Regions from separate parts of the Homo sapiens genome. Here region 2 is linked to region 1. A link is an interaction called in ENCODE POLR2A ChIA-PET data of the cell type or tissue named here. Cell type or tissue: Panc1. All regions are shown on one strand. Each heading gives the region's core, and the rest is flanking DNA. Links, peaks and the distances in the headings are about the cores only.

What was found. Peaks named below come from ENCODE experiments on the same cell type or tissue, not always from the same donor. Only the 100,000 strongest peaks of a DNase experiment are listed, where the experiment ranks them.
Region 2: POLR2A ChIA-PET joins it to region 1 with 14 read pairs; 3 of 35 experiments call an interaction of 5 or more read pairs at or near these places.

What each region holds. Positions count from the first base shown.
Region 1 is chr2:223,105,639-223,117,116 of GRCh38, reverse strand. All of the region lies in intron 1 of LOC124907986 (a long non-coding RNA gene), which reads right to left. It overlaps LOC105373905 (a long non-coding RNA gene), which reads left to right and starts at 4,747. Exons shown (of 3, transcript XR_923950.4): 1 at 4,747-4,836; 2 at 6,775-6,862. In Panc1, for the core only: no CTCF peak of the experiment used is centred there; no DNase peak of the experiment used is centred there.
Region 2 is chr2:222,952,052-222,963,529 of GRCh38, reverse strand. No RefSeq gene overlaps it. Among named protein-coding and RNA genes, the nearest start is that of ACSL3-AS1, 38 kb to the right of the region's middle. RefSeq lists an enhancer at 3,048-3,147. In Panc1, for the core only: a CTCF peak has its summit at 3,964; a DNase peak (open chromatin) is centred at 4,019.

The DNA.
Region 1 (11,478 bases), core at 1,839-9,838:
ATATCATATGAACCTCATTGTGTATATAATAGGAAGTTAGAATTCAAGCCCCATGACGGCAGGGTCTATGTCTGACTTGCTACTCTCCCTAGTACTCATCAAAGCACCTGGTGCATAGCAGCCTCAATATTTGTTAAATTAATGAATATTTCTGAGTAATTAAATAAGTGGGGTTAACAGAAGTGAGTCCAAATGGATGAAAATACTACCTATTTCCCTCATACACCTCATTATACCTCATTATAGCACTGGGAATAGAAAATTGACTCAATCCAAAATAAGTCTACCAACAATTATTCAACTAACCACTGAGATCATGCAGAAGTTGTGCATAAAATAAAGATAAAAGATTTTGCCCTTGTCCTCAAGACAATTATTCTCAAGCTATGGGCTCCATACGCACACGAAATTAACAAGAGGAAAGGCAACAGATTCCTCTGTTTTTCCATTTTAAGCAGTGAGCCAAGAAAAACTATACATAACTGTTTACCTACAGGATCTGTGATATTTTATATAATGCCTATGAGGAAAAATGACTATTTCCACAGCTTTCGGTTTAAGAAATGAAAAGAGGTGGTTGGGCTTAGGATATTAGAGATAAGAAAAGCCCCAAAATTGGAATCTCTGATTTGAAGCATTTTAGCTGTATAATCTGGAATACTACCCAGTGGTAGCAGAAGTTAATGTTTATTAGGCCTAATATGAACTTTCCACTGTTCTACTATAATATTTCCACTATTGCAAGCACTTTCCACTATTCACGCACTCCTTTAACAACCCCGTTAAACAGCTGTCATTACTGTATGATTGGCATTTTACTGATTTAGACAACTGAGGCTCAGAATGCCTAACTTGCCAAAGGTTGTGCAACCACTGAGAGGCTAGCTCAGGATCTGACCACAGGTGGCCAGATAGGAGAGCCCACCCTCAGACCACCATGGATAGTGGTGACTATGGCTTGTGCTGATTCTCAATCAGTGATATCACTGTCATTTGGTGATTCTCAATCACTGAATCTTAGTCAGTGCTAATCAGTGCCATCCCTTCTGGAGGTCCACTGAGCCTCATAACAACTTTGGGAGGATCCTTTTGATCCTCAGTTTATTGATGAGAAAACGAAGGCTCAGGGAGGTCAGGTAACAGAAGATGTAAATTACAGAGTGTATAGCCGGTGACTCCAAATCTGGCTTCTTTCACTATAGCATGGTGCCTCTCAAATGACAAGTATGTGTCATCACTCTGTCACAAAATGTGGGGAAGGTCTATGCTTCCAGAAAGTTTTGGTCTTCAAGATGCTCGCATGAACCAAAACAAAGAGAACCACAGTTGCGGCTTACTGAGACTTTTTTTTTAATTTATGCGAATGAAATCTCTCTGGCTACCTCTCTTGCAATGCTTGATGATCTTTGGCATCTGAGCTGCCCTATTCTTGTTCCTACAGGTTTTCTAAACACTGGTAATAAGTGTGAAGAATCTAGCAGTGTCTTGGAGCACAGCAAACATTGGTGACTACATTTTGCATCCCAATGGCTATCTTAAATGTGAAGAATTTTTGGTAATCTCCCTCAGAGGTTTTAGACATTAAGTTTTTCATTATAGAACAAGATCAATGCGGCTACTTTTTACATAATTCATATCATGAGGACCTGATAACATTCCAGTGACTCTTTGTAGTACCTCAAAAGAAATGAAGTTCCTTCTAAAATGCATTAGCCAGTCAAGAATACAATGTTCTGGTAAGGCTGCTGAAGGCTGCCATGTGATATCAAAGATTTCCAAAGAATATCTGAGTCATGAATCCTTCATTTAGTGATTTAAGATTATTATGAAGCATCTGACCCCCAATCCAAAATGTAAAACACTAATAAACTCTTTAAAATATTCAAGTTAAACACAATTTATTATCTTAATATCCTCCTACTAATTATGCAGTTGTCATCATTCTCAAAATTAAATGACTGCTTCCTACAGTGCTGGGAAAAGAGGAAGTGCCTGACCTCAAGAAACTTAAACCACAGCAGGCATGATTCCTTCTACCTCAGTTTCCCTACATGAGAAGACTTCCTTAAAGGTGAAGTTTGGATTGGAAACCATATCGGACAGGTCCGGCTCCAACCAAGTCCCCAGAGAACTTCTTCTTCTTTTTTTTTTTTTTTTTTTTAAGGTGGAGTCTCCCTCTGTCGCCAGATTGGAGTGCAGTGGCGCAATCTCGGCTCACTGCAATCATCTCCGCCTCCCAGGTTCAAGCGATTCTCCTGCCTCAGCCTCCCAAGTAGCTGGGATTACAGGGGCATGCCACCACACCCAGCTAATTTTTGTATTTTTAGTAGAGACGGGGTTTCACCATGTTGGCCAGGATGGTCTTGATCTCCTGACCTCTTGATCCGCCTGCCTCGGCCTCCCAAAGTGCTGGGATTACAGGCGTGAGCCACTGCGCCCGGCCAGTCCCCAAAGAACTTCTACAAGCTCACCCCTCCACTCCCTACTCTCCAGTATGTTGGAATTATGCAGTCTTTCATTTTTAGAAATGTATGTGTAAAAGACCTCAAAGAATCTTCAGCTCCAGTCTCCTACTTTACACTTGTTTGTAATTTTTCTGGTTTTTGAAGATCCTAAGAACTTAATCTATAATTTTCTCTTGCTTATTAGGCTAGAGACTTATTATGGACTCCAATGGTCTAATAAAATGCTCTTTCCTGAAACTTAAACCCATTTCCTGTTGAATTCTATACAGCTGGAGAGTCGTGTTGACTTTTCGTGTCTGAAATAACAATCATGAAGCCTTCACTGCTTTTTCTTTTATGAGTCAACAACTGTCTTAGTTAAATTATTTCTGTACGCAAGAAACAGAAACCAGCTTTAATAAATGTTTAATAAAACTTCACAAGGAATTTATTATAAGGGGATATTACATTCTATATAAGGACAAGGATACACCTGAACCTCAGAAAAGGACTAAAACTATGAAATGAAGCAGCTCTGGAACCAAGGTGACTCTCCTATCAGTAACAAGTAGAGAGTTCAAACAGAGCCTGAAGCCAGACTCCCCAGGTTCAAGTCCCAGGTCCACCACAGGCTCTACCTTCAGAGAAGGGCCATCATCACAACCAGTCCTTCTTCCTCATGATCAAATCATGTATTCCTTTCTGAAACTCCTGAAGTTCCATTACACCTCGCTAAATGTTGCACTCTCTCAAAAGTATAGAACAAACTCTATGGGCAGAAAGAGAGAAGCTCAGTATTCTTCACCTGTAGAAGTCAATACTTTTCCTGGAATGAGAAATAGACCGTTTGTACCTCTATCTAATATCACTACTTCTACTACATAACTGACCCACATGCTACACTCTCATTGAGCTTAGTAGAATTAAGACAATAGAGTCTTTTTAAAAATAGTTTATCTATTCATTTTGATTTTGAGGACAGTTTAGTTTGTGTCTTCAAGTAAGTGGTAGTGATTTGCCCTAACTGAGTTTTACACTCTTTTAGAGGTTCTAATTTCTTCCTTTCCTATCTTTCAGACTACTGTCTGGAATTCGATTACTATCTTTCAGACTCTCAGCACCCTATTATTTCAGGCCATCTGAAAACTCAACAACTACATTCTTGATGCCATTCTTCAGCTGCTAATCCATCTTCAAGTTTGGTCACCCACAGCATGTATGACAGATGTCATACAAAGCAGATGGCAGTTGCCATCAGCACCAACCCCTTTTATCCTTTCTGCCAAAGGCTGACAAACCTTATGGTAATCTTCAATGAGTCACAGCCTTGTATAATCCCTCCCTGTGAATGTGGGCAGAACTTGTGACTTACTTCTAGCCAATAAAATATGGCAATGGTGATGAGATGTTACCCCCATGATTATGTGACATTACTTGAAACACTGTTTCAGCACACTGGAGTAAGATTCTCTTGCTGGCTTTAATGAACTAAGCTGTCATGTTGCAAGGGAATCTATCAGAGGTCCACATAGCAAGGAATGGGAGTGGCCCCTAGGAGCTGACAGTGTCCCCAGCCACTGTCAACCAGCAGGAAAATGGGGACCTGAGTCCTACAACCCCAAGGAACTGAACTCGGTCAACAATCTCAAAAGCTCAGAGGAAAACTCTGGCTCCAGGAAGGAATGCAACCCAGGCAGCAACTTCATTTCAGCCTCATGAGTTCCTGAGCACAGAATCCAAGTAAGCCATGTCTGGACTCCTAACTCATGGTAAATGCAAATTATAAATGAATGGTGTCTTAGGCCACTGAATTTGTGGTAATTTGTTATGCAGCAAGATAAAACTAGTGAAGCATTCATCTCCTCCCCATCCATTCCCTAACCTTCCATGACCCCTCCTTATGCTGAACATGCAATAAATCAACGCCCGCCTTAGCTGATCATTAAAACATAAGGAAGGGAGGTGATATTGACTGAGCACCCATGATCTGCCAGACAAAATACAAAATCTCTTTTAATTCTATGAGGTAGGTATTGCTGACTTCGCTAATGTTTCATTTTCTTATCTGAAAACTGGGTGTCATGGACTGAATTGTATCCCCCTCCTAAAAAATTTATAGGTTGAAGCCCTAACCCCCAATGTGACTGTATTTGTGGAAAGGGCCTATAAGGAGATAATAAAGGTTGAAGGGGTCATAAAGGTTGTGCCCTAATCCAACAGGACTGATAGCCTTACAAGAAGAAGAGACACCAGAGAGCTCTCTCTTTGTGTGCACAGGGAAAAGACCATGGGAGAACACAGAGAGAAGGCATCATCTGAAGCCGAGGAGAGAGGCCTTGCCAGAAACGGACCCTGCTGGCACCTTGGTCTTGGACTTTCAGCCTCCAAAATGGTGAGAAAATAAATTTCAGTTGTGTAAACCACCCAGTCTGCAGCATTTTGTTATGGCAGCCTGAACAGACTAATACACTGGGGATAAGCATTTTGACTACAGTTGCCCATTAAGACAGACATGGAGGCAAATCATGTCACCACCCTTCCCGCTTCCTGATTATCCATCTTTGTGTCAGTAGATATTAACTATGAGGGTCTATAGCATTGACTCTTTTTTCTCTACTTCCTTCTCCTCTTCATGCTCATACAATATCTTGATTATCAAGCATTGTCTTTAAGGTAGGGATAGGAAAGAGTGTTCCAATTTAATTCCAGGTAGCTCCAGCCCAACTCTGATCCTGACAGGTCGACCAAGTAATGCTCTGATAGGAAATGCCTTCCCTGGATTTCTCAGGCAGGCCCTCAATCTTCCCACTCTTTTAGTTGCTGTGTGATATTCTGAAATTGTTCTTTTATAATCCTAATTTTTCTCTGTGCCTCATTTTCCTCATCTGCATATTGAGGAAAATTATGGCCCCTATCTCATAATGTTGTAGTGATAATAAGTTAGTCTAAACAAAGAATTTAGCTCTCTCACTGGTACACAGAATGCACTTTGTAGGTGTTAGCTGCTTTTCTCATTTTCAATGGAACAGAACACTTTATTTCTAAGCAGCTCCAGTGAAATACTTCATTGCCCCAAACAAAGAGCTACAGCAATATCCCTTCCTATTTGGTAATCATCCTAAACTGTCTGTGGGGTTTCACATCTTCTTGTCACAAAACCATCCACCAAAACACTACTATGCATTCACACTGGTAATCTAGCGGGTCACAACTTTGGTATCCTATAAACCCAGCTAGACTCTCCCCAATTCCCTAAGCCCCTCCCTAGCCCCTTCCAGGGAGGCAGTTTCCCTGTAACTCTTGCATTTCTGAGTGTCCTGGGAGCATAGCATTAACTGTGTTTTCACCCTGGACTATCTTTTGAAGGATGTCTGTATAGTAAGCAGCATTGCAAGATAGAGATAGTGACAGCCTCCAGAGTAAAGGGAAGATTTGCCTACTGCCCAGCATAGAAAAGATGATGTCTCTCTCCAGAGAAAAGGGAAGGTTTGCTAGCAGCCCTAAGATTCAGGTTCCCTAAGCCAAGGGTTCCTCAGGTGTGAGGTCAGCCCACTGAATGCACAGCATTCACCTGGGTCCCTCCACATCAACCCCATAAGACATGGAGGGGCAGGTGACCAATATAAACATAATGTTTATGCTGCTTGCTCTGCCATGAGTGAATAATAACATCTTTTGTCTCTGACATAGGAGTCTCATGTCTTCTGCCATCATCCCCAGGGCTGGCAGACAAACTTGTTAACTTGTAAATGGAGTAAAATCTCAGATCCTTCACATTCCTTAACACCCTGTCAAGAACAAACCAGCAAAACAGACACATATATAATCCTTCCAGCTCCACCCTGGCACCCTATATCCCCTGAAGGCTATTAGGAACAACATTGGGATGCAATAGTCCAGGGTGTAAAATGTGATAACTCACTCAGAAAAAACAAAGAAGCCTGGCCAGTATGGCGAAACCCCGTCTTGACTAAAAAAAAAAAAAAACAAAAAAAAAACTAGCTGGGTGTGGTGGCGCATGCCTGTATTCGGCAGGCTGAGGTGGGAGAATCACTGAACTCGGGAGGCAGACATTGCAGTGAGCTGAGATTGCGCCACTGTACTCCAGCCTAGGTGACAGAGTGAGACTCTATCTCAAAAAAAAAAAAAAAAAAAGAAAAAAAAGAAAAAAAAAAAAAAGAACAAGCAAAGAGCTGTTGAGAATTAGGCAGCTTTTTGCTTGTAGGCCCCTTGAAACTACCTCCACTGGTTTTTGAGTGAAGGACATAGGGTTGCAATTTTGTGTAATGTCTTCCACTATTAATACATGGGTACTTCTGTGTTCTTTCAGATTCTTCAGGAGCTTTTCCTTGGTTTTTAAGAAACTTCCCAATTAAGGAGTACCTAAACCAATGTATACCAACAACTAAATTATCCTGGTAAGCAACTCATCATTGCTGATATCAAACACACTCAGCTTTTTAAAGTTTTCTTAACTACTAGCCACTTCTAGCCATTCTAGCATGACTGTATTTTCATTTAATGAATCAAGATGCCTTTAGCTCAGGTAACAAAAACCATGGTTCAAACCGTCTTAAACAAAAGACAAATTTATTCTCTCTCTCTTCTTATCTCTCTCTCTCTCTCACACACACACACACACACACACACAAACACACATACAGTCCCGAATTCAGCTAAGATGGGCTTCAGATGTGCTGTATCAGGACTCTTGCTCTATTTCTCTGCAATTCTTGTGGCTCAGCCCTTGTTCCACTATAAAAAATGGCTACAGAAACTTAAAGCATCATATACAGTTAACTTTATATCCAGAGAAGAAAGAGGATTTTTGTTTCAGGAGAAGAAAACTTTCCCAGCCACATGTAATATACTTCTTAACATCCCACAGTCCAGAATCTAGGCCCTCCCCACCCCATTTTTAAACTAATCACCGGCAAGTGGAACAGGCGGCTTTTGGTTTAGACTCCTCATCATTTTACATGTGATACATTCTAGTTTTAGGAGAAAAAAAAGCATAAAAATTGAAATTGAAGGTTGATTCTAAGAATGCTATGATTTTGTCTGGGGAGTAGTAACATTCTGTACTATTCCTGTTGTTCATACCACAATTATTTCATCCATTCATCCAGCCACCAAACCATCTCTCCATTCATCCAAGAAGTATTTATTGAGTGTCAAGCAGATGCCAGGCATTGTTTTAACTGCTGAGATACACGAGTCAACAAAACAAAGTCCCTGCTCTTATGGAGCATACGTTGTGCTTTGCATCAAGCTATTGGATCCTGTGTCAGTGTTTTTCCAGAGAAGGAGACCCATAGAGGGCTGGGGAGGGTACCTGTTAATTTTAAGGAATTGGCTCACATAGTTGTGAGGTCTGGCAAGTCTGAAATCTGTAGGGCAGTCCAGCAGGCTGGAAACTCAGCAGTAGTTGATGGTGCAGTATTAAGGCAGAATGTCTTCTTATCCAAGAAACCTCACTTTTTGCTTTTAAGGCCTTCAACTGATTAGATGACACTACATTATCAAGGGTGATTTCCTTTACTTAGAGCCGACTGAGTGTAGATGCCATCCACATCTACAAGATACCTTCATAGCAACCCCTAGAGTAGTGTCTGATTAAATAACTGGATACTATAGTCTAGCCAAGTTGACACATCAAACTAAGCATCATCGATGTCTTGCTTATCTTTTCAACTCCACTGCCAGTTTCTGGGGAAAATGATGGTATCCTATACCTGTCTATCTACAACCCCTACAGAGCTTCACGCAGTGCCTTGTGGCTAGTAGATGTCCAAGATCCATGCTATTGCATTACTTAACCTCAGTGTTATGACACATGCTATGTCTGCATGTCTTTGAATGAGAAGGGAAGTTCAAATCAAAGAGGATCACCCAGAGCTGAAGCAAGATCATGAATCATAAAATAAAAGGGACAACCTCCTCATTCACTTGGCCCAATCTGAAGACTCTGCCCTTCTTTCGAGCCACACACCCTATCTTCACTGTGGAGTGCATCCCAGACCATCAACCAATGTCAAGGAATGACATTCCTCTAAAAATGCTACTAAGTACACCATGTGCCTTTTTTAGGAAATGAACTTAAGCCTAGGGCTTAAGAGACTTCATTTTTTCCATCTGACTTGAATCTTTCCTGGGGCCATTTGGTCTGCTTCTTTCCGTAAAGCAGATGTTTCCCAGTGAGATTGCACAGGGAGCCCTGATCCGGAGCCAGCCCTCTGATCTGCATGTGTCTCCACTGACCACCCAAGGGGTGTCAGGCAAACTGTGGCCTCTGTGACTGAAAATCTGGCATTTCCAAGCATTCCATACACCTGATATCTTACCATACCACACCCCCCATCCAATCCTTAAAGGGAAGTATACTTGCAAATGTTCTCTTCGTATGCGGATGCCTGATCCTAAGGTATTTTGTATAAATTGTTTTCTCCATTGTGTAAATGTAACCACATTCTCCAGGCTTGACCTTCTGCATTCAAAATCAAGAAAAGATGAAAGTTAATAAATGAATGGATCACCTACTCTAAGCCAGGCACTGAATGAGGCATGTACACATTGTTAATCGTATAATGAAGTATATGTTGTTATATATATGACACAAATGAGGAAATTGAAGCCAACTGTCATTTGGAACACAGATTGCAGTTCAAAGAAAAAGGCAAAGCTAATTAAGTTTGGCCACAAACCTTGCTCCCCTTTATGACTACACAAACTCACCTGAGATAACTGTTTGCAGTTACCAGTTGAACAGCATATAATGCAGTTTAACTTGAAGTGTTCTAAAATATCCAGACTTTTCCAAAGGAAATAAGGTATTGAGTTTTGTTTTGTTATTTTCTTAAGAGGGAGGTGTGAAGTATGTGCCGAGTGGAAAATGAATATAAACATTTTACATAAAACACTTTTCTGAAAGTATATTAATCTGGATATGGATTTCTTGACATGTTTTTCTTTTTTCTTTTTTTTTTTTCTTTTGAGACAGAGTTTTGCTCTTGTTGCCCAGGCTGGAGTGCAATGGCACGATCTCAGCTCACTGCAACCTCCGCCTCCCAGGTTCAAGCAATTCTCCCGCCTCAGCCTCCTGAGTAGCTGAGATTACAGGTGCCGGCCACCACACCCGGCTAATTTTGTATTTTTAGTAGAGACAGGGTTTCTCCATGTTGAGACTGGTCTTGAACTCCTGACCTCAGGTGATCCACCCGCCTCGGCCTCCCAAAGTGCTGGGATTACAGGCATGAGCCACCATGCCCGGCCTCTTGACATGTTTTTCCAAGCCCATTTTTCTTACAATGAATTGTCAAGCATGACCCCATGGCTCAACACAAAGGTCCTGCAAAATAGGGATTACATTAGTTAACCAGTGAAATACACACCTGTTCCTTACTGTGTTTTCCATTAAGGTTTTTTTCACTTGGTTACTTCATACCACAGAAAAATCCTCTCACTCACAAGTCAGGAAAGGAAATCGATCAGATCCAGAAAAAGTTCTGTTGATGGGAGCTACCCAGAGGTTATCGAGAGTCACAGTGGTTTCCCGGTGAACTCAAGAATCACCCACTTTGGTGCCACAGGCTAACAGCTGACAAGAGCTTCCCTGACCTTTGCTCCCCTTGCCCTCCCAACCAATGAATAAGCCTCTCTTTTCTTTACATTAAAACCTTTCATACTTGAAGGAGGAGAAAAAGTCAATCAACAGGCTCCTCATCAGTGAATCATTGAATAAATGGGTGGATGGATGGATGGATGGATCAATTGATGGATAAAATTCTGAGGTCATGGAGGCTATAAAAAGTCATGGGGTAGTGCAAATAACACCATCAAGAAAGTAAAAAGGCAACTTACAAAATGAAAGAAATTGTTTGCAAATCACGTATCTAATAAAGGACTTGTATTCAAAGTAAACACAGACATCCTAAAACTCAATAATAAAATAATAAACAACCCAATTAAAAATAGGCAAATGATCTGACTAGACCTTTCTCCAAAGAAGACATACAGATGACTAGCAGCACATAAAAAGATACTCAACATCCTTGGCCAGCAAGGAAACCAAAATCAGTACCACTTCACATCCACAAGGATGGCTGTAATCAATTAGACAGAGGGTAAGGTTGGTGAGGATGTAAAAAAAAATTCAAACCATCATATATTGCTAATGGTAATGTAAAACAGTGCAGCCACTTTGGAAAACAGTTTAGCTCTTCCTTAAAAGGTTAAACACAGTTACCACATGACCCAGCAATTTTACTCGTTAATACTTACCCAAGAGAAGTGATCACATACATCCACACAGAAACTTACACATGAATGTTCACAGCAATAATATTTGTAATAGCCAAACATTGAAGCAACCCAAATGTTCATCAATTGGTAAATGGATAAACAACTGTAGCATATACATGTAATGGAATATTATTTGACAATAAAAGGAAATGAAGTATTAATACATGCTACAACACGGATGAACCTCGAAAACATTATGCTAAGTCAAAGCAGCTGGTCATAAAAAGCACACATATTGTAGGATTCCATATATGTGAAATATCCAGAATAAGTCAATCTATAGAGACATAAAGTAAGTTAGTGGTTATCTAGAGCTTGGGGCAGCAGATTTGGAGGGAAAGGGGACTGAATAGGTACAGGTTGTCTATTTCAGGGCAATGAAATTATTCTAAGATTAGTTATGGTGATGGTGCACAACTCTATAAATATACTAAAAAGCACCGAATGGTACACTTTAAACAGGTGATTATATGATATATCAATTATATCTCAATAAAGTTGTTTTTTATAAATGTCATTTATCAGAAATGAAGATAGCCCAAATTTTAAAATACCACGAGATTTCATCCTAATGATCTAAATGGAATTTTTCAGAGAGTAGAATGAATCACACTTCGTTTAACTTTTTTGGTTCTTTTTTTTTTTTTTTTTGAGACAGGGTCTCACTCTGTTGCTATTTTTTAACAGTTTTTCAATGAAAAGTTAGTCACCTTCATTCTCAATACCAAAACCT
Region 2 (11,478 bases), core at 1,708-9,707, 150 kb after region 1:
TCCCCCAAAGTCTTAACTCATTTCAGCATTAACCCAAAAGTCCACAGTCCAAAGTCTCACCTGAGACAAGGCAAGTCCCTTCCACCTATGAGCCTGTAAAATCAAAAGTAAGGTAGTTACTTCCTGGATACAATGGGGGTACAGGTATTGGGTAAATACAGCCATTCCAAATGGGAGAAATTGGCCAAAACAAGGGGGTTACAGGGCACATGCAAGTCTGAAATCCAGCGGGGCAGTCAAATTTTAAAGCTCCAAAATGATCTCCTTTGACTCTAGGTCTCACATCCAGGTCACACTGATACAAGAGGTGGGTTCCCATGGTCTTGGGCAGCTCCATCCCTGTGGCTTTGCAGGGTATAGCCTCCCTCCCAGCTGCTTTCACAAGCTGGTGTTGAGTGTCTGCAGCTTTTCCAGGTGGACGGTGCAAGCTGTCAGTGGATCTATGATTCTGGGGTCTGGAGAATGTGGCCCTCTTCTCACAGCTCCACTAAGCAGTGCCCCAGTAGGGACTCTGTGTGGGGGCTGTGACCCCACATTTCCCTTCCGCACTGTCCTAGCAGAGATTCTCCATGAGGGCCCCACACCTGCAGCAAACTTTTGCCTGGGCATCCAGGCATTTCTATACATCCTCTGAAATCTAGGTGGAGGTTCCCAAACCTCAATTCTTGATTCCTGTGCATCTCAGGCTCAACACCACGTGGAAGCTGCTAACTGAGCTGTACGTAGGCCCCTTACAGCCATGGCTGGAGCAGCTGGGACACAGAGCACCAAGTCCCTAGGCTGCACACAGCACGAGGACCCTGGGCCTGGCCCACGAAACCACTTTTTCCTCTTGGGCCTCTGGGCCTGTGAATGGAGGGGCTGTCTCAAAGGTCTCTGACATGGCCTGGAGATATTTTCCCCATGGTCTTGGGGATTAACATTAGGCTCCTTGCTACTTATGCAAATTTCTGCAGCTGGCTTGAATTCCTCCCTAGAAAATGGAATTTTCTTTTCTATTCCATAGTCAGGCTGCAAGTTTTCCTCTGCTTCCCTAATAAAATTGAATGCCTTTAATAGAACCCAAGTCACCTCTTGCATGCTTTGCTGCTTAGAAATTTCTTCCACCAGATACCCTAAATCATCTTTCACAAGTTCAAAGTTCCACAAATCTCTAGGGCAGGAGCAAAATGCCACCAGTCTTTTTGCTAAAACATAACTAGAGTCACATATACTCCAGTTCCCAACAAGTTCCTCATCTCCATCTGAGACTACCTCAGCCTGGACCTTATTGTCCATATTGCTATCAGCATTTTGGACAAAGCCATTCAACAAGTCTCTAGGAAGTTCCAAATTTTCCCACATTTTCCTATCTTCTTCTGAGCCCTCCAAACTGTTCCAACCTCTGCCTGTTACCCAATTCCAAAGTGGCTTCCATATTTTTGGGTATGTTTTCAGCAACACCCCACTCTACTGGTACCAATTTACTGTATTAGTCTGTTTTCATGCTGCTGATAAAGACATACCTGAGACTGGGAAGAAAAAGAAGTTTACTTGGACCTACAGTTCCACATAGCTGGGGAGGCCTCAAAATCATGGCAGGAGGTGACTTCTTACATGGCGGCGGCAAGAGAAAAATGAAGAAGCAGCAAAAGCAGAAACCCCTGATAAATCCATCAGATCTCATGAGACTTACTCACTATCACAAGAATAGGATGAGAAAGACTGGCCCCCATGATTCAATTACCTCCCCCTGGGTCACTGCCACAACACTTGGGAATTCTGGGAGATACAATTCAAGTTGAGATTTGGGTGGGGACACAAACAAACCATATCACAGTCTGACAGTAAGATTGGACTAATCATGTAATATATGATAGATATATCATAGAAATAGAAATCAGTAAATGATTAAGGTTGATTTAGATTAATATTTGAGATTGTTCCAGCCAAAATATGACACAGACATCAACAAAAAAAATGGCACAGTCTATCCAAGGACCACACCAGCAGCAAGGCAGGTGAGGGTCAGACCATATGGAAACTTGGGCACCAAGAAAAAGGAGACTGAATTCATCATAACAGCCATGAAATGCCATTGAAAAGCTTGTAAAAGAATATAATATAATTAGCATATGGTCAAGTAATTCCATTGCTAAGTATATATCTGAGAGAAATGAAAACACATCTACGCTCAAAAACTCTTATATGTGAGGCCAGGCACAGTGGCTCATGCCTATAATCCCAGCACTTTGGAAGGCTGAGGTGGGCAGATCCTTGATGTCAGGAGTTCGAGACCAGTCTGGCCAACATGGTAAAACCCTGTCTCTACTAAAAATACAAAAATTAGCCAGGCGTGGTGGCACATACCTGTAATCTCAGCTACTCAAGAGGCTGAGGCACAATAATTGCTTGAACCCCAGAGGCAGAGGTTGCAGTGAGCTGATAGTGCCACTGCACTCTAGCCTGGGCAACAGAGCAAGACTCCATCTCAAAAAAAATAACAAAAACTCTTATATGTGAACCTCTCAGAAGCATTATTCAGAATAGCTGAAAAGGAGAAACAGCCCAAATGTCCATCAAGTGACTAATGAATAAACAAAATGTGATATATCCATGCAATAAAATATTATTCAGCCAAAAAAAATGAAGTACTAATACGTGTTACAACATAGATAAACTTTGAAAACATAGTAAGTGAAAGAATCTAGTCACAAAAGACTATGTATTATATGATTGTATTTATGTGAAATGTCCAGAATAGGCAAATCCATAGAGACAGAAAGTAGATTCGTGGCTGCCCAGGAATGGGGTGTGGGGGAACAGGAGGTGACTGCTAATGAATACAGGGTTTCTTTTTGGGATGATGGAAATAATCTTAAAATTAGATTGTGGTGATGTTTGCACAACTCTGTGAATATATTAAAAAGCATGAATTTTATGCCTTAAATAGATGAATTGTGTGGTATGTGAATTATATCTCAGCAAGTTATTTTTTAAGATGTAATTAAATTTATGTTTTGGAAAGATCAGCCTGGCAGTCATGTGGGAAAAAATTAGAGGAGTATAGAAATGAATGCAGAAAGGCCAGTGAAGAGGCTATTTTTACCATCAACGTGGTTATGAATGACAGAAGGCACGAGTGGAGGTGGTGGTAGAGAAAAGTGAATCACTCGAGAGAGACTCAGAAGGCACAAGACACAGGAGTTGGTGCTTGGTTGGCTACGTGCACGAGGGTGAGGGGGAAGTCCAGCATGACTCCCAGGTTCTAGCCAGATGGAGAAGTGCTACACTCACCACATTAGAGCAGAGTGCAAGAGGACCAAGCTTGCTTCTGTGCACAGGGTTATTACGAATTTAGCTTGGAGGTACTTTTGAGACATTCAAGCAAAGATGTTTAGCAAGTAGAGAAAGTGCTACAACAGACATGTGTGGGTAACCTTCATGTAGCAATGAAGCTCTGAGATTGGGTGAGACCACCTGGGAAAAGAGGACTGAGCCTAAAGAACTCACTCTGTTTCAATGGCTGGATAGAAGAGGACAAGCTGAAGAAAGGCCACGAAATGTAGGGGAAAGCCAGGGACGTCATCAGGGAACACCTGGGCTTCAAGAACCATGGATCTGTGGCATTGAATGGTGCTGTGAAGTCAAGGAAGACAGAACTAAACTGTGTGCACTGGATTCAGTGACATCGTGTTTTGGGGGCTGTCTGAAAGAGCTGCTTCCCTGGAATGATGTGCCCAGAAGCCAAATTGTGTTGGGCTGGAGAGTGAATAAGAGGGGAGGAGATGGAGATTAGGGGTCTTGGGTTAGGTTTTTCAGATGCAGACTGGGACATTCAAGTGCAAGTGATTGATTAAAATGCCCCAAGAAAATGCCAGTCAGGGGAGGGAAAGGAGAACAAAGAAGACAAGAGAAGGAGGCCAACCAAGGTGCAATCTCAGGAAACGCCAGCAGAGTGTGGCTTCAGCCGGATCCTGGATCCCACTGGAGAGCTCTGTGGTGTCAGTTGTTCCAGCCTGAGGCGAGGGAGCGTGGCTTTCAAGCATTGCCCCTGAGTCACCCTGAGTAAATTCTAGGAACTTCTGGAATGTACTGAAATTACCTAGAATATATTCCAAGGCCTTCTGGATCTGTGGAGGGTGGAGGTGGGAGCTGAGTGGTTCTCATAGCCCAAAGGCAGTCCTCATGAAGCCATAGTGCTGGGTGTTAGAAGCAAAAGCACGCTGAAGGGGGGCAGGCACACACACAAAGCAGGGATTCAAAGGTCTGGGTGGACAGCCAACACTGTCTGATACATCAGATAAGAAAACATTATTTTGAAAAGTTTGACTTTGAAGAATAGGAGAAAGACAAAATCATAGCTGGAGGGGAAAAGGGACAGTTTTGATTTAATGGGAACAACTCACAAATGTTTAAAATCAACATGAAGAGTCAAGTTGAAAGAGAGAGGTAAGCTATTCAAGAAATGAAAGGATAATTGATCATAGAAGAGTTGAGAAAGAAGAAAGAGAACAGGTGCAAAGCACAGATGAAAATGTTGGCCTTCCGTTGACAACTTGCAAAGGGCACTCAAATACAGAGCTCATTCAAACCTCACAAAATCATGGGAGACTTTTTTAATGTGCCTACTCCATGCAGCCTTTTTTTACATGAACTATTTCATTTAATCCTGATAACTCAGTGAGGTAAAATACTATCACTTTACAGATGAAGAAACCAAAACTCCATTAGAATTTTGATTGGCTGCATGTGACTGGAAACTCCAAGAAATAGTAACATAAACAAGTTAAAAATTTGTTTTTTATCTCATGTAAAAATGTCCAGTGGCAGGCAGTCTTGGCTTGGTATGGGGCTCCTTGATAATTAAGGACACAGGCTCTTTCTGTCTTGCTAATGCAGCCATCCTGATGCATGGCTTCCATTCTCAAAGTCACCTTGCGGCCCAAAAAGCCCTCTAGAGGTCCAGCCATTACATCCCAATTCCAGGTAGTAGCAAAGTGGTGAAGGAGAAGGATCTAAAGTACCATATAATGATTCCACTTATTTCTCTTTTACCAAAATTTAGTCTCATTATCACACCCAGGTAAAGTTACATCTAGATTGCAGTTCTTTAGCTGAATCCACCGCTGACTGAGTGAGTTTGGGGTTCTGTTGCCAAGAAGGAGTGAGAAAATGGGATAGGAAATCAGCCCTCTGAAACACTGAGTAATTTGTTGAAAGCTATCTGTACTATCTCCACTACTCTTCAACATGTACTATAATCTTAGACAGTACAGCTAGATAAGATAAACTAAGCAGAATCATACAAATTTGAAAAAAGTGAAACTATAGCTATTTGCAGATGACATGAAAGAATACCTGGAGAATCTTAGAGAATCAATGATAAAACTAGCTCAAAAGATTCAAATAAGATAGCAGGATAATAAAGCTAATGTACAGAAATCAATAGTCTTCATATACGTAAGCCATAACCAATTAGAAAGTTTTATGATAAAACCTCATTCACAATAGCAACAAAGAAGGTATAGCAATAAACTTAAGAAATGTGCAAAATCTACATAAGAAAAACTTTAAAACAATTCTAAAAGAAAAGTTGACATGAACGAATGAGAGACATACTATATTTTTATTTTCTATTATTATAAATTTGAAAAATCTTTGTGGGTAGATAGCCATTGTAAATATTTATGGGGTACATGAGACGTTTTGATACAGGCATGCAATGTGAGATAAGCACATCATGGAGAATGGGGTATCCATCTGTCCCCTCAAACATTTATCTTTTGAGTTACAAACAATCCAATTACATTCTTTAAGTTATTTTCAAAATACAATTAAGTTATTATTGACTATAGTCGTCCTATTGTGCTATCAAATAGTAGGCCTTATTCATTCTTTCTATGTTTTTTGGTACCTATTAACCACCTTCACCTCCCCCACAATCCCCACTCCCCTTCCCAGCCTCTCATAAACATCTTTCTACTCTCTCTGTCCATGAGTTCAATTGATTTTATTTTTGGATCCTACAAATAAGTGAGAACACACCTTGTTTTTAAATAGGAAGAATCAATATCATAATGATATCAGGTATCCTTATTTTATAAATGTAATATCCATTCCAGCAAGCATTTTTATGTAGCTAGAGATATTAATACTGAAATTTATATAGAAAAGCAAACATGCAAGAATGACCATTAAACACTGGAAAAGAAAACACTGAAAATGGAATTCTATAAGGAAGGACTATCCCTACCAGACATTGGAACATACTATAAAGGTTCCATAATTAAAACAGTGTGGTACTGGTGCATGAGTGGATAAACTAATGAAGTGGAATAGAAAGTCCAGAAATAGACCCAAATACATATGGAAATTTAGCATATAACAAAGCAGCATCTCAAATCACTAGGGCAAAATTTACCTTTTAATAAACAGTACCTGCATATCTAATTAGCCATTTAGATTAAGAGAAAATTAAATCTATACTTTAGACCACATACTGAAATAAATTCAAAATGGATTAGGAATCTAAATCTATTAATAGGTCTCCACCCCCAGGCTACACCCATTCTCAGGCCTTCCGACTCTGAATACATCATTGGCTTTCCTGGTTCTCCAGGCTGTAGGTGGCATAGTGTACGATCTCTCAGCCTCCATAAGTGTGAGCCAGTTCCCATAATCAATCATGTATAGTCTCCTATTGGTTCTGTTTCTCTGGAGAACCCTGGCTGGTACCACGACTTCCAGGAGGTGAGTAGTAATGAGGGTTAAAGGGTGGGGGTGGGAGCAGGGTGAGGAGTTTAGGGGAAGGATAATTTCCCGAGTGTGTACCTTTTGGTATAATTATGTTATAGCATATATGTAGAATCACGTTAACGTTTCACATATCCAAATAAAAAGGATGGGTAGATAGACAGATAGATAGATAATTAAATGAGAAGGAGTAGGAAAATACCCAAAATTGAAAGTAAGCAGAAATAAACTAACCTATTTTCAAGTAAATTATATAAATACACTGAAGGGGGTTGAACACTTACTGGAGTAACTTTTGAATTCAGAATTTTGACCATATACCCTCAAGCTAAAGTCAAAAATGAACTGTAAACAAACATTGAATTCTAGTTCATATCTTCACTTTCCACAGTGATATGGTTAGCAATTCTGCAATGACTTTCTGGCCAGGCACAGTGGCTCACACCTGTAATCCTAGCACTTTGAGAAGCCAAGGTGGGAGGATCACTTGAGGTCAGGAGTTTGAGACCAGCCTGGACAACATGGTGAAAATACAAAAATACAAAAATTAGCCAGACATGGTGGTGCATGCCTGTAATCCCAGCTACTTGGGAGGCTGAGGCAGGAGAATCGCTTGAACCCGGGAGGTGGGGGTTGCAGTGAGCCGAGATGGCGCCACTGCACTCCAGCCTGGTGACAGAGCAAGACTCCATCTCAAAAAAAAAAAAAAAAAAATGTCTTTCTGTGTGTTCTAAGATTGAGGATTTAAGTGACTCTATTCTGAATAAGGGGAGCCAGGTTTATAACTGTTGAAGAGTGTTACAGACACGGAAAGAAGGAAGGCTAGAATGAACCTTGTGTTGCTGGGTTAGTATTGGAGGTACCAGTATGAACTCAAGGTTTTAGGAGGGATAGAAGGATGGACAGACAGAATAAAGCAAAGAAGAAAGGAAAACAGATACAGATAGTAATATAGGGTGTGTATGTGTCTGTGTGTGTGTGTGAATACATATGTGTATTTATTAATGCTGTCCTCTGAGACAGCCTAGAAAGAGTGACCCCCTCCCCCAGTAGGAATGAGTACATCTAGCACCTAGATCTTAATTGAGTCCTGGCCCCCAGGAGGAGGTGGATTTATTTATTTACTTATTTTTCTCTTGCCCTAAAGGACATTAACAGGACAACTAGAAAAATTTGAATAAAATCTATGTCATTGTTAACTAACCGATTTAGGTAATTGTGGCCATATAAGATAATATTGTTTTTAGGATATACACTCTAAAATATTTAGGAGTAAAGGAGTATCATGTCTGCAACTTACTCTCAATGGTTCTGAAAAAAATTTGAGAGAATGATAAAGCAAATACGGTAAAATGTTAACATTTGAAGGATTTGGATGAAGGGCATACTGGAATTCTTATACTATCTTTGCAACTTTCCTGTAAGTCTGAAATTATTTCAAAATATAAAATTATTTTAAAGAAGCCAATAAAAAATGTTAGCTCAGGAATTCTGAAGGTGGCACAGAATTGTGACTGGTTATTAGAGTTCAAACTGTATTAAACACCAGTCCAGGGAGACTGGTGTCCCTTACAAAAAAGGAACTTACAACACAGTAATTACAGTTTCGGGGGGGAAGTTGCCAGACTAACACCCCTTTTGCCATTAAAGTTTGCTACTTTTCTATTCAAAAAACATAGAAGGAAATTCATTCAAGAAAATGTGGGAAATGCTGAAAGCTGTAAACCAGATGATAGGCTAGTTTTCATTATATTTGTGTACACACTTATATGTGCCTTTTCATAAAATTAGGATAGGATCAGATCATGTTTTATACACTTTTATATGCTCCTAGTTTTGGAATATTATAAGCATAGCTCTTGCTATTAAAATTTTTTAAAGGTGGAGAGGGTTGAGTCAGTCATATTCCCCAGTGAATGACATGTTCGTGTGTGTTATATTTGTACTTAGCAACAGTACTTTTTACCTTCATTCCCTTCATCCCATTCTCCTCTTGTTTGTATGCGCTCCTGTAATGCACATAGCTCTGTGCAATGCATGCATCGTACACAGCTCATGCTGTCCTTAATGTTTTACTCAGCATGCTTCTAAGTTCCCTTTAGTCCACGACTTCTAACTGCTACAGATACTCAAATATTTTTAAACAGATGAATTTTCATGATTGCATAAAACATCATAGGACTGTACCATCATTTTCATCTCTTTCCCTGCTGTTGGCAAATAGATTGTTGCTGTTTTCTTCTTTGTTCCTTGCTCCTCCCAAGTCAGGAGTAAGACGAGTTTGTGTGTATGTCTACTGTGTGGCCATGCCAAGTCTCCTTAACATCTCTGAGCCTCAATTTTCCACAAATCTAGGGTTGAACACGGACTTGTAACACTGATATGCGAAGGACCCAAACAGAAGGAGGAGGGATTACTGTGGACAAAGCACTTGGCGACAGCAGTCTATATTCTACAAGGCTCAGTTCCAGGAGCCCAGTTCCTGGAGTAAGGATCTCAGTTCACACTACAATCCATAAGAGGCAGATCTGCTTTGACATCTTTTGCAAATTAAAAAAAAAAAGTGGGCAGAAAGGAGGGATCTAGGGAGATTAACATGTTGACCCTGGACTCATCTCTTGGGGTAAGGTGGGAGGGTGCACTTACACCTCACTAGCAATTTGATAACAGCTGGACCAACCAGCAAGCCACTCCAGAGACACTGGAAAGATGACAGTGCAGCCTCTCGACCCAGGAGAATCCCTGGAAGCAGCACCACTGCGACCACCATTTCCCCAGTGCAGAGGTAGGCATGGGCATGGGCATGGAGGTGGGGAGGTGTCTGGGCAAACATGGGCCCAGAGAAGGCTGCCAGAGATAGCTAAGGACATGCCAGAGGTAGCTAAGGGCATGGCAGTATGCTTTTGCTCCCCTAGAACCTCCCCATCAAAGTGAAGGGGACCCAAAGAAAGGCTGGGTAGAAATCCTGTTGGGACTGCGGTGGGTGTCACGCTCCCATAGATGCCCCACAGCAGGAGGCTCTGGGGGAAGTCACCAGGTGACAGGCTGCATTTGTCTGAGTTCACCTGAAGGAGCCAGCATCAAACATCGTGAGAGGTTGAGAGAAACAACATGCATTAAAGAAAATGTGGTACAAATACACCAGGGAATACTATGCAGCCATAAAAAGGAATGAGATCACGTCCTTTGCAAGGTCATGTATGAAGCTGAAAGCCATCATCCTTAGCTAACTAACACAGGAACAGAAAACCAAACACTACATATTATCATTCATAAGTGGAAGGTGAACAATGAGAACACAGGGACACAGAGAGGGGAACAACACACACCAGAGCCTGTCAGTGTGGCGAGGAGAGGGAGAGCATCAGAAAAAATAGCTAATGCATTGGGAGCTTCATACCTAGGTGACGGATAGATGCAGCAAACCACCATAGCACACGTTTACCTATGTAACAAACCTGCACGTCCTGCACATGTATCCCAGAACTTAAAGTAAATTTTTTTTTAAAGAACCAACATCCAGGCTATTAGCAATGATGTCCCACACCAGCTGGAAATGATACCACAGGGAGAGGGAACAAGGAAAAGCCAGAGGGTCTACAGTGCGAATCCTGCCCCTTCCCTGTGAAGTTATTTAAAAGTCCAGGGCCAGGGGCCAGGAGGGAGCAAATAAAGCCCCCAGAATAACCATAAATGGGCATGAGGCATTGCTGTGAGGTGAGGAACTTGTTCTAAAACTGGGCTGTAGTGATGATTGTCCAACTCTATAATTTACTAAAAATCATTGAATTATACACTTTTAAAATGATTGAATTTTATGGTATGTAAATTATACCTCAATAAAGCTATTTTTTTTTTTTGAGACGGAGTCTCGCTCTGTCGCCCAAGCTGGAGTGCAGTGGCGTGATCTCGGCTCACTGCAAGCTCTGCCTCCCAGGTTCACGCCATTCTCCTGCCTCAGCCTCCCGAGTAGCTGGGACTACAGGCGCCCACCACCACACCCGGCTAATTTTTTGTGTTTTTAGTAGAGACGGGATTTCACCGTGTTAGCCAGGATGGTCTCGATCTCCTGACCTCGTGATCCACTCGCCTCGGCCTCCCAAAGTGCTGGGATTACAGACGTGAGCCACCGCCCCTGGCCAAAGCTATTTTAAAAAAGAAAAAATCCTTAGATGGAAAATTTAATCATAAAATGTGGCCTCAATTTTAATATGCAACCCAAACTAGAAATAGCCAGAATGACTGAAGTCTCAAGAACAGAATAATTATGTTGCCTACTCTAAGCCAAAGTTAACAGAACTCCATTCTAAGGATACAGCAGTCTTTAGGTTTGCACATATCTAGTGTGTCCATTTATACTTGGTGCTACACAAGGCACCTGGCACAGTGCCAGGCAGGTGGCAAGCCAGCAGCCAAATGTTGTTTTATTAACTGCTCAGGGCAGATGGTCAGTGCCATGCTTGGAACTGGAGACCAGGTGGGCAGAATATAGTAAAGCATCATGGGTCAGCAAGGTGCTGGGGTGGGGTTGAGGGGTTTGGAGTCAACAAGCCAAGACCAACAGGATGGCTCAAGAAGGTCTGGCAGCATTAGTCAAAAGGCTGGAGTCGGGGGACCAGACCACATCAAACTAGTGTGCAGTGAGCTTCAGACAGACAAGGTTCCAACCTAGCTGTCACTTACTCTTTTAACTGCTGTAAGCCCCAGCTGCCTAATCTGTAAAACAGCATGAATAAGGACACC